Linked DNA regions of Homo sapiens: region 1 is linked to region 2. Evidence: read pairs that join two places in POLR2A ChIA-PET (ENCODE). Cell type or tissue: OCI-LY7. All regions are shown on one strand. Links, peaks and the distances in the headings refer to the core of each region. The heading gives the core; the rest is flanking DNA. Region 1 overlaps MFSD11 (major facilitator superfamily domain containing 11). Region 2 holds the start of LOC124904059 (a long non-coding RNA gene).

The links. Peaks named below come from ENCODE experiments on the same cell type or tissue, not always from the same donor. Only the 100,000 strongest peaks of a DNase experiment are listed, where the experiment ranks them.
Region 1: POLR2A ChIA-PET joins it to region 2 with 25 read pairs; 3 of 35 experiments call an interaction of 5 or more read pairs at or near these places.

The regions. Positions count from the first base shown.
Region 1 is chr17:76,754,313-76,759,559 of GRCh38, reverse strand. All of the region lies in intron 8 of MFSD11 (major facilitator superfamily domain containing 11), which reads right to left. Among named protein-coding and RNA genes, the nearest start is that of MFSD11, 19 kb to the right of the region's middle. RefSeq lists enhancers at 2,962-3,461, 3,462-3,963. In OCI-LY7, for the core only: a CTCF peak has its summit at 1,072; no DNase peak of the experiment used is centred there.
Region 2 is chr17:75,292,992-75,298,481 of GRCh38, reverse strand. It overlaps LOC124904059 (a long non-coding RNA gene), which reads right to left and starts at 2,963. Exons shown (of 2, transcript XR_007065908.1): 1 at 2,839-2,963; 2 at 603-771. RefSeq lists enhancers at 394-473, 644-903, 2,316-2,365, 2,406-2,455, 2,476-2,565 and 1 more and a silencer at 3,756-3,945. In OCI-LY7, for the core only: no CTCF peak of the experiment used is centred there; DNase peaks (open chromatin) are centred at 851, 1,805, 2,581 and 2,941; H3K4me3 peaks cover 2,915 bases; H3K27ac peaks cover 4,987 bases.

The DNA.
Region 1 (5,247 bases), core at 248-5,247, 1.5 Mb before region 2:
TCGCTTAAACCTGCGGGGCGGAGGTTGCAGTGAGCTGAGATCGCGCCACTGCACTCCAGCCTGGGTGACAGAGCCAGACTCCATCTCAAAAAAAGAAAAATACAAAAAATTTAGCTAGGTGTGGTGTCAGGCACCTGTAATCCCAGCTACTCAGGGGATTGAGGCAGGAGAATCACTTGAACCCAGGAGGCGGAGATTGTAGTGAGCTGAGATAGAACCACTGCACTCCAGCCTGGGTGACAGAGTGCCAGTCCATCTCAAAAAAAAAAAGAAAAAGAAATATATTTTATTGTATTTTATTTTTTTGGGACAAGTTCTTGCTCTGTCACCCAGGCTGGAATGCAGTGGTGTGATCATAATTCTCTGCAGCCTCAATCTCCCAGGCTCAACTGATGCTCCTGCCTCAGCCCTCCAAGTATTAATAGCTGGGACGTGCCACCATTCCCAGCTAATTTTTATTTTATTTTTTTATTTTTAGTAGAGATAAGGTCTCACTATGTTGCTTAGGCTGGTCTCGAACTCCTGAGCTCAAGTTATCCTCCCAACTTTGGCCTCCCAAAGTGCTGGTATTACAGGTGTGAGCCACTGTGCCTGACTCAAAATTTGTGTTAATCAACTGTTTATGTTATCAGTAAGGCTTCCGGTGAACAGTGACCTTAGTTAAGTATTGAGGGAGTCAAAAGTTATATGTGTATTTTCAACTGTGTGTGGGGGGTAGGGGTGTGTGGAATGGAGTGTCCATGCCCCACGCTGTTCAAGGGTCAATTATACTTAAGTTGTAACAATTTTTTCCATATTTGTAAAATGCCTCTTTTCTACTGGAGTGTTTATACTTTTCTTATTGGTTCATAACAGCTCTTTATCACATATTGCAAATATTTTCCCCAGATTTTCCTTGCCGTTTCAAGTTTGTTAGGTTGTGTTGACTGAAGTTTTACATTTATTTTCTTCAATCACTTTTTTTTTTTTTTTTTTTTTGAGACCTGGTCTCGCTCTGTGCCCATGCTGGAGTGCAGTGGCGCCATCACTGTTTACTGCAGCCTTGACCTCCAGGGCCCAAGCAATCCTTCCACCTCAGCCTCCCAAGTAGCTGGGGCTGCAAGTGCATGCCCCAAAACCCAGCTAATTTTTGTACCTTTTGTAGAGAGAGAGGTGCATCATGTTGCCCAGACTACTCTCAAACTCCTGGGCTCAAGCAATCCCCCCATCACCTTGGCTTCCCAAAGTGCTGGTATTACAGGCATGAACCACTGTGCCCAGCCTCAATTACTTTTATAGTTTCATTTTTATATTTAACCTTTAATCTACTAAAAGTTTTAATATAAAGTGAAGTATGGATCTATATTATTTTTCTATGCAGTCAGCTATCTAACCTTGCTTAAGACCCACTTTTATTGTATCCTATATTCCTCTATGAGCATGGGCTTGATTCTAGACTTTGTTTTATTGGTCTTGCTATTCTGATGTTTGCAAATGAATCTGCAATAGGTTTTAGTGTTTACTAGGATAAGTCTCTTGCCTTCTTTGAGAACATTTTTTGTTTTTTTTTTGAGACACAGTCTCGCTCTGTCACCCAGGCTGGAGTACAGTGGTGCAATCTTGGCTCACTGCAACCTCCGCCTCTTGGGTTCAAGCAATTCTCTGCCTCAGCCTCCCAAATAGCTGAGATTACAGGCACCCACCACCATGCCTGGCTAATTTTTTTGTATTTTTAGTAGAGACAGGGTTTCACCATCCTGGCCAGGTTGGTCTTGAACTCCTGACCTCGTGATCCACCTGCCTTGACCTCCCAAAGTACTGGGATTACAGGCATGAGCCACCGTGCCCGGCCTGAGAACATTTTCTTGGCTGTTTTCAGACATTCATCCTAGTAGAAGAACTTTAGCATTGTTTCCTCAAGATCAAAAAATCAATGTTTAAAAACTTTACGAACATATTTTAGAAGCACACTAAACGTATAAATTCAGTCTGGGAAGTAAGTGATTTTAGATAGTATGTAGGAACCTTCTCTGTACAACATTCATCACAGCCCCAACCACAGGAATGTCATGATTAATTAATAAATGAAGCACTGGCCACACACAGGCCACATGAAGCCTTGCCATTCATTCTCCCTCTCTCCCTATGCCTCTGGCTCCCTTGCCACCTCACGACTTCCTGTTGTGCCCCAATTGCCCAGGAACTGGCCCCTGAGTCTACTTTCCCTGCAGCACCCTACGTGCCATACCTTCTCCCTCTTCAAACCTGACAGCCCAATATCCTATGATAAATCAATCCTATCAAGTAACTGACAAGCTCCGTAATGCAAAGCATGTGGCCCAAAATGTGTCAGTGCCTCCTTTTACAGACAGAGTTGAGGCAAAGTCTGTCCAACTGTCTAGGTGAGATGTCCTGAATCTGGTTAACATTAACAGACAGCCAGAGGGGGATCTATGATGGAGCAGCTTCACCATGGCTGGGGACACCATCCCATAAGCCAGGTCATCTACCTCCCTTTAACGACTCCGATCTCACCAAGTAAGCCAATGTGGCTTTCTAGCCTGCTGACAACAAGAAGGAAATATCCATGAAAGGGCTCACTAAGAAATGTCAAGTGCCATCAAAAATGGTTAAATTGCCATTTCTATGAGTTTAGCTTGAGTCCTTTTCCCCTCTGGCCTCTGTGATCAATAATGGGTATTCTTTTTTTTTTTTTTTTCTGAGATGGAGTCTCACTCTGTCGCCCAGGCTGGAGTGCAGTGGCGCAATCTCGGCTCACTGCAACCTCCGCCTCCTAGGCTCAAGCAATTCTCCAGCCTCAGCCTCCTGAGTAGCTGGGATTACAGGCATCCGCCACCATGCCTGGCTAATTTTTGTATTTTCAGTAGAGATGGGTTTCACCATGTTGGCCAGGCTGGTCTTGAATGCCGGACCTCAAGTGATCCTCCCACCTCAGCCTCCCAAAGTGATGGCATTATAGGCATGAGCCACTGCACCCGGCCTAATAATGGGTATTCTGACAGACAAGTTTCTAGGCCTGCAAAGATGAAAGCCAAACTTTTGACAGTGATTGACCTCCTACCTTGCTAAGGGAGTCAGAGTATAATCCTTTTAATTATCACGTGTGGCTCAATTTATAATTATAAATGCATTCCCGAGCCAGGTGTGGTGGCTCACGCCTATAATCCCAGCACTCTGGGAGGCCGAGGCGGGTGGATCACTTGAGGTCAGGAGTTTGAGAACAGCCTGGCCAAAATGGAGAAACCCTGTCTCTACTAAAAAATGCAAAAATTAGCTGGGCGTGGTGGCACGTGCCTGTAGTCCCAGTTACTCAGTAGGCTGAGGCAGGAGAATCACTTGAATCCGGGAGGCAGAGGTTGCAGTGAGCCAAGATGGTGCCAGTGCACTCCAGCCTGGGCAACAGAGCATGACTCTGTTTCAAAAAAAAAAAAAAAAAATCTGGGTGCAGTGGCTCATGCCTGTAATCCCAGCAGTTTGGGAGGCCAAGGCGGGTGGATCACCTGAGGTCGGGAGTTTGAGACCAGCCTAACCAACGTGGAGAAATCCCATCTCTACTAAAAATACAAAAATTAGCCAGGTGTGGTGGCACATGCCAGTAATCCCAGCTACTTGGGAGGCTGAGGCAGGAGAATCGCTTGAACCCAGGAGGTGGAGGTTGTGGTGAGCTGAGATCGCACCATTGCATTCCAGCCTGGGCCACAAGAGCAAAACTCCATCTCAAAAAAAAAAAAAAAAAAAAAAAAAAAATATATATATATATATATATATGTATACACACACACACACACACGTACATATATACATATACACATATATATACATATATATACATATACACATATATATACACATATATATATGTAAAAAACTATGAATATATTCCTGAAACAATATACTACGTATAGAAGGCTCAGACTCCCATGCTCATAGACCTTTTCTAAAAAAACAAGCTACAGGCATTTCTGGCCAAGAGTTAACAAGCTTTGTGTCATCTGAGCCAGGCCATGGCTGATTAGATCAAGAATCTGCACTCCAGCCCAAGGCAACCTAGAAACTAATCATAAGTACTCAAGGGCCATAAGGGCCACATGTCATTAACGCCCTGTGGCCTACAATAGGCTTAATGAATATACATGGTCTCAAAAGGCTGCTCTCTTCTTGAGAATAACTGCCCCAGTCAGATTCCCTCTCCTGAGAAGACAAAGAAGCTGAGAGAGCCATAGGCAGAAGCAAAAGGGACTCACTGGAAGTTTCTGAAGGAAATTAAGAGAATCTGGCTCAAATCCCAATTCAGCCACCTACTAACTGGTTGATCTTGGGTAAATTATTTAATTTTTTTTTTTTTTTGAGACAGTCTCACAGCTGCCCAGGCTGGAGTGCAGTGGCGTGATATCAGCTCAGTGCAACCTCCACCTCCTGGGTTCAAGCAATTCTCTTGCCTCAGTCTCCCAAATAGCTGGGACCACAGGCGCCCGCCACCACACCCGACTAATTTTGTATTTTTAGTAGAGATGGGGTTTCGCCATGTTGGCCTGGCTGGTCTCAAACTCCTGACCTCAAGTGATCCACTCACCATGACCTCCCAAAGTGCTGGCATTACAGGTGTGAGCCACCATGCCTGGCCCTTAAATTATTTAATTTCTCTAAGCCTCAGTTTTCTGTTCTGTTAAACTGAGACAATGATAGGTGTGTATTATATAATACTCGTAGAATTGTGAGAATTACATAGAGTAAAAAACAAAGAATTCAGCAGAGTCTTTGGCCAGGAAGACTTCTCAATGCATGAACATGATTATTCTTACTACCTTCTGGGTCACTGGAGCTACTGCTTTGCTCCAAGAAGTAGCAAGCAATCTGCTCTTTTTTTTTTTTTTTTGAGATGGAGTCTCCCTCTGCCACCCAGGCTGAAGTGCAGTGGGGCAATCTCGGCTCACTACAACCTCCACCTCCCAGGTTCAAGCAATTCTCCTGCCTCAGCCTCCTGAGTAGCTGGGACTACAGGTGCATGCCACCACGCCCGGCAAATTTTTTATATTTTTAGTAGAGAAGAGGTTTCGCCATGTTGGCCAGGCTGGTCTTGAACTCCCGACCTCAGGTGATCCGCCTGCCTTGGACTCCCAAAGTGCTGAGATTACAGGCGCGAGTCACTGCGCGCAGCCACAATCTGCTCTTAATTACCCTGCAAAAATCCCAGGAAGACTCTCAACTTCAGGGAGAACCTGAGTGCTATGCAGCCTCTTTCCACTT
Region 2 (5,490 bases), core at 308-5,307:
GAGAAGGGGTTTCACCATGTTGGCCAGGCTGGTCTTGAACTCCTGACCTCAGTTGATCCACCCACCTCGGCCTCCCAAAGTGCTGGGATTACAGGAGTGAGCCACCGCGCCCAGCCAGAAAATTCTTTCTCACAGAAGCTCAGAAACAGGTGATGAGTGAGGAGGCGTGGTCACCCACAACAGTTGATGATCTGGTCAAAGAGAACCAAATGCCGAAAACCACAAAGCTGGAAGCCTTGAGACCCTCCAGCAAACTTGGGAACCCTTCTTCTCTGGCCTGGTATTGACATTTCCTGTAGCCTCTTTTTGGAATTTCCTGTAGCGAAACAACGGAGTTTCGCTCCTGTTGCCTAGGCTGGAGTGCAATGGCGCGATCTCAGCTCACAGCAACCTCCGCCTCCCGGATTCAAGCCATTCTCCTGCCTCAGCCTCCAGAGTAGCTGGGATTACAGGCAGGTGCCACCACGCCCAGATAATTTTTATAGTTTTAGTAGAGACGGGGTTTCACCATGTTGGCAAGGCTGGTTTCAAACTCCTAACCTCAAGTGATCTGCCTGCCTCGGCCTCCCAAAGTGCTGGGATTACAGGCATGAGCCACCTCACCCAGCTAGTTTTTTATTATTAGTAGAGACAGGGTTTCACCACGTTGGCCAGGCTGGTCTCAAACTCCTGACGTCAGATGATCCGCCCGCCTCGACCTCCTGAAGTGCCGGCATTACAGACGTGAGCCACCGCACCCGGCGCCCTGTAGCCTCTTGATGTTTGACTCCCCTGAGAAGAGCAACAGAAGAAAGTCAAAATGGGTAAGAAATCAGCTATTGAAAGTTACTGGACAGTGAATCCTCTCTTTCTTTCTTTCTTTTTTTTTTTTATTTTAGTTTACTGGTGTTTGAGTCATTTGCTGAGTAAATCTGAAAGAACAAAGAAAAAAAGGAACTGTTGCCAAGGTGCCCCTATCTTTGGGGCTTGCAGCCTATCAGAACTTCCTCCAGAATCCTCCATCAGTGGTTGGCTTCTCATTATTTCCTCAGCCCTTTAGCTCTATTAAGTTTTAAAAAATAAAATGAAGGCCGGCCATAGTGGCTCATGCCTGTAATCTCAGCACTTTGGAAGGCCAAGGTGGGTGGATTGCTTGAGGTCAGGAGTTCAAGACCAGCCTGGGCACACCCCGTCTCATTTAAAAATAAAATAAAATAAAATAAAATGATGGAGATTTATATCCATGCAAAAACCTGCACATGAAGGCTTATGGCAACTTTATTCATAAATGCTAAAGCTTGGAAGCAACTAAGATGTCCTGTTTTTTTGGGTTTTTTGAGACGGAGTCTCGCACTGTCACCTGTGCTGGAGTACAATGGCATGATCTCAGCTCACTGCAACCTCCGCCTCCCAGGTTCAATCAATTCTCCTGCCTTAGCCTCCTAAGTAGCTGGGATTACAGGCGCCTACCACCACGTCCAGCTAATTTTTTGTATTTTTAGTAGAGACGGGGGTTTCACTATGTTGGCCAGGCTGGTCTCGAACTCCTAACCTCGTGATCTGCCCACCTCGGCCTCCCAAAGTGCTGGGATTACAGGCATGAGCCACTGTGCCCAGCTAAGACATCCTTTAATAGGTGAATGGATAAGCAAACTGTGTGCTGGAACCGCACAATGAAATGTTATTCCACACCAAAAAGAAACACACTATCAGGCCAGGAGAAATTGTGGAAAAACCTTAGCTGCATATTGCTGAGTGAAAGAAAGCCTGATCCAAGAGGGCAAGAATTCTGATTGATTCACTGCTGAATCTCCAACATCTAAAACAGTGTCTGGCCAAAACAGGCCCTCAATATTTGATGAGTTGTTGTTTTTTTTAAGTCCAGGCATATGGTGGCTCAAACCCTTGATCCCAGCACTTTGGGAGGCTGAAGCGAGGTGATTGCTTAAGGCCAGGAGCTCGAGACCAGCCTGGACAACATAGTGAGACTCCATCTCCATTAAAAAAAAAAAAAAAAAAAAAAAAGGCCGGGCACAGTGGCTCACGCCTGTAATCCCAGCACTTTGGGAGGCTGAGGCAGGTGGATCACGAGGTCAAGAGATCGAGACCATCATGGCTAACACGGTGAAACCCCGTCTCTACTAAAAATACAAAAAATTAGCTGGGCGTGGTGGCAGGTGCCCGTAGTCGCAGCTACTCGGGAGGCTGAGGCAGAATGGCTTGAGCCCGGGAGGCAGAGCTTGCAGTGAGCCGAGATTGCGCCACTGCACTCCAGCCTGGGCAACAGAGCGAGGCTCCGTCTCAAAAAAAAAAAAAAATGCAGATTATATTTTAGAACTGTGGAGGTGCAGAGGCAGCAAGGCTTGACCTACCCTGTAGTCCAACTCCATCTGAACAGATGAAGGAACTGCAGCCCAGAGAAGGAAAGTTACTTGCCAGAGACACACAGCAAGTTGCCTTCTGACTTTCAGGCCTCTTACAGAGAGCTGACCAACTCAGTTAGATGTTAAGAGACTCATTTGCCTCAGAAGCATCAGCTCAAGCAGCTGCTAAATACCAACTCTATTTGGTCAAGGCCAAGGAGATATTTACTCCTTCTTAGGAGGCGGGGGAAGTCCAAAGGAGCTTTTTATAGGCCTCTTTAGGGTAAGTGTTGGTGAAGTCACAGAAGGATTCACTTCCCCAAGCTGACGGGAACCGTTACTTTCTGGTTTCTCTTTTCAGATTTACTAAACATATTTAACTTAAAATGAAATGGCCAAATTTGAAATATATAAAAACTACAATCCGGGTCAGCCCAGGAAAACTAGCATCTACCTCCAGTCTCATCTCATCCCAGCCACCAATTTGCCACCTGACCTTGAGGGACTGCAGGCACATCTCCTAGTCCTTCTGGGCCCCGGCCAGATGAAATGACCTCCATGAATCTTTCCAGTTCTGACCATCTGTGGTGCCCTGGGTCTAAGTCACCCTACAATTAGCCTGTAGTCAAAGGTCCTTCCTGGCTTATCTGCTGATTGGCCTTTGAAGAGGCCCATTCTAAAATGTGGGTTTGCTCTAGTTCAGGAAAACAAAGTAGGGCCAAAGATCTCCTTAGCCAAAGAGATGATCTGGAAAGAGGTTAGCAATCAGTTCACAAACTGACCTGGACAACAGAGATAAAACATGAGGGCTGCACTTGCATGGGGAAATAAGGCAATCCCTAAGCAAGGAGACAGAGGGAGTGAGGGAGGACAGTGCAGCCCGGAAGACCACAGTGAGGGACGCTTTCGACTAGAACAGGAAGTCAAATTTCTTTTTTAGGTTCTGCCCATTATGGGCCAACTTAACATCTTTATTTTTATTTATTTATTTATTTTTGTTTATTTTTGAGATGGAGTCTTGCTGTGTTGTCCAGGCTGGAGTGGAGTGATCTCGGCTCACTGCAACCTCCTCCTCCCAGGTTCAAGTGATTCTCCTGCCTCAGCCTCCTGAGTAGCTGGGATTACAGGTGCCCACCACCACGCCCAGATAATTTTTGTATTTTTAGTAGAGACGGGGTTTCACCATGTTGGCCAGGCTGGTCTCGAACTCCTCACTTCAAGTGATCCACCTGTCTCGGCCTCGCAAAGTGCTGGGATTACAGGCATGAGTCACTGCACCAAGCCCACCTTAACATCTTTTTTTTTTTTGAGATGGAGTCTCACTCTTGCCACCCAGGCTGGAGTGCAGTAGTGTGATCTCAGCTCACTGCAACCTCCGCCTCCTGGGTTCAAGTGATTCTCCTGCTTCAGCCTCCTGAGTAGCTGGGATAACAGACACCTGCCACCATGCCCAGCTAATTTTTGTACTTTTAGTAGAGACGGGGTTTCACCATGTTGGCCAGGTTGGTCTTGAACTTCTGACCTTAGGTGACCCATTCACCTCGGCCTCCCAAAGTGCTGGTATTACAGGCGTGAGCCATCGTGCCCGGCAACACCTTTAACTATCTTTTTCCTGTGTGGACAATGCTTATCATTACTTGCATTGAGTGAAAAAAGAAAAAAGGTCATCATTTTGTGTACACATGAACTGATTTTCAACAAACATGAACAGAGCAGTTTAGTGGAGAAAGAATAGACTTTTCAACAAAAACAGAGTTCCATGTACTAGAACAATTAAATATCCAAGTACAAGAAAAAAACCTTCAATATCTCATACCAAACAAAAAATAACTAAAAATGGATCAGAGACCTAGATGTAAAACCTAAAACTATAAAATTTCTATTAGAAAACATAGGAGAAAATCTTTATAACCTTTGACTAGGCAAAGATTTCTTTGGTAAAGGCCAGGCATGGTGGCTTACACCTGTAATCCCAGGACTTTGGGAGGCCCAGGAGTTTAAGACCAGCCTGAGCAGCATAGGGAGATCCTATGCTGTCTCTACCAAAAATTAAGGCCAGGCACGGTGGCTCATGCCTGTAATCCTAGCACTTTGGGAGGCTGAAGCAGGCAAATCACTTGAGGTCAGGGGTTTCACAATGTTGGCCAGGCTGGTCTCAAACTCCTGACCTCAAGATGACCAACCCAGCTTGGCCTCCCAAAGTGCTGGTACAGGTGTGGGCCACCGCATCTGGCCAGGAACCAATTCTTTTTTGAGACACGATGGCTGCAAACATCACAAAATGACAGACAAGCAGGCATTATGGTGTTCCTCATGGAAATACACAACACCATGTAAGTAGTCTCATTTAAAAAAAAAAAAAAAAAAAAAAAAAACGTTGGCCGGGCGCCGTGGCTCATGCCTGTAATCCTAGCACTTTGGGAGGCTGAGGCAGGTGGATCACCTGAGGTCAGGAGTTCGAGACCAGCCTGACCAACATGGTGAAATCCCATCTCTACTAAAAATACAAAAATTAGCCGGGCATGGTGGAGGGCATCTGTAATCCCAGCTACTCAGGAGGCTGAGGCAAGAGAATTGCTTGAACCCAGGAGGCAGAGGTTGCAGTGAACCAAGATTGTGCCACTGCACTCCAGCCTGGGCAACAGAGCGAGACTGTCTTTACAAAAAAAAAAATCAGGCCAGGCACAGTGGCTCATGCCTGTAATCCCAGCACTTTGGAAGGGCAAAGTGGGCAGATCACTTGAGGTCAGGAGTTTGAGACAAGCCTGGCCAATGTGGTGAAACGTCATCTCCACTAAAAGTACAAAAATTAGCCAGGTTTGGTGGCATGTGCCTGTAGTACCAGCTACTCAGGAGGCTGAGGCAGGAGAGTCGCTTGAACCCTGGAGGCGGAGGTTGCAGTGAGCCAAGATCACACTACTGTATGACTGTACTCCAGCCTGGACAACACAGCAAGATTCTGTCTAAAAAAAAAAAAAAAAAAAGGCTGGGCGCAGTGGCTCACGTCTGTAATCCCAGCACTTCGGGAGGCCAAGGCGGGCAGATCATGAGGTCAGGAATTTGAGACCAGCCCAACCAACATGGTGAAACAACCCCGTCTCTACTAAAAATACGAAAATTAGCTGGGCGAGGTGGCACATGCCTGTAA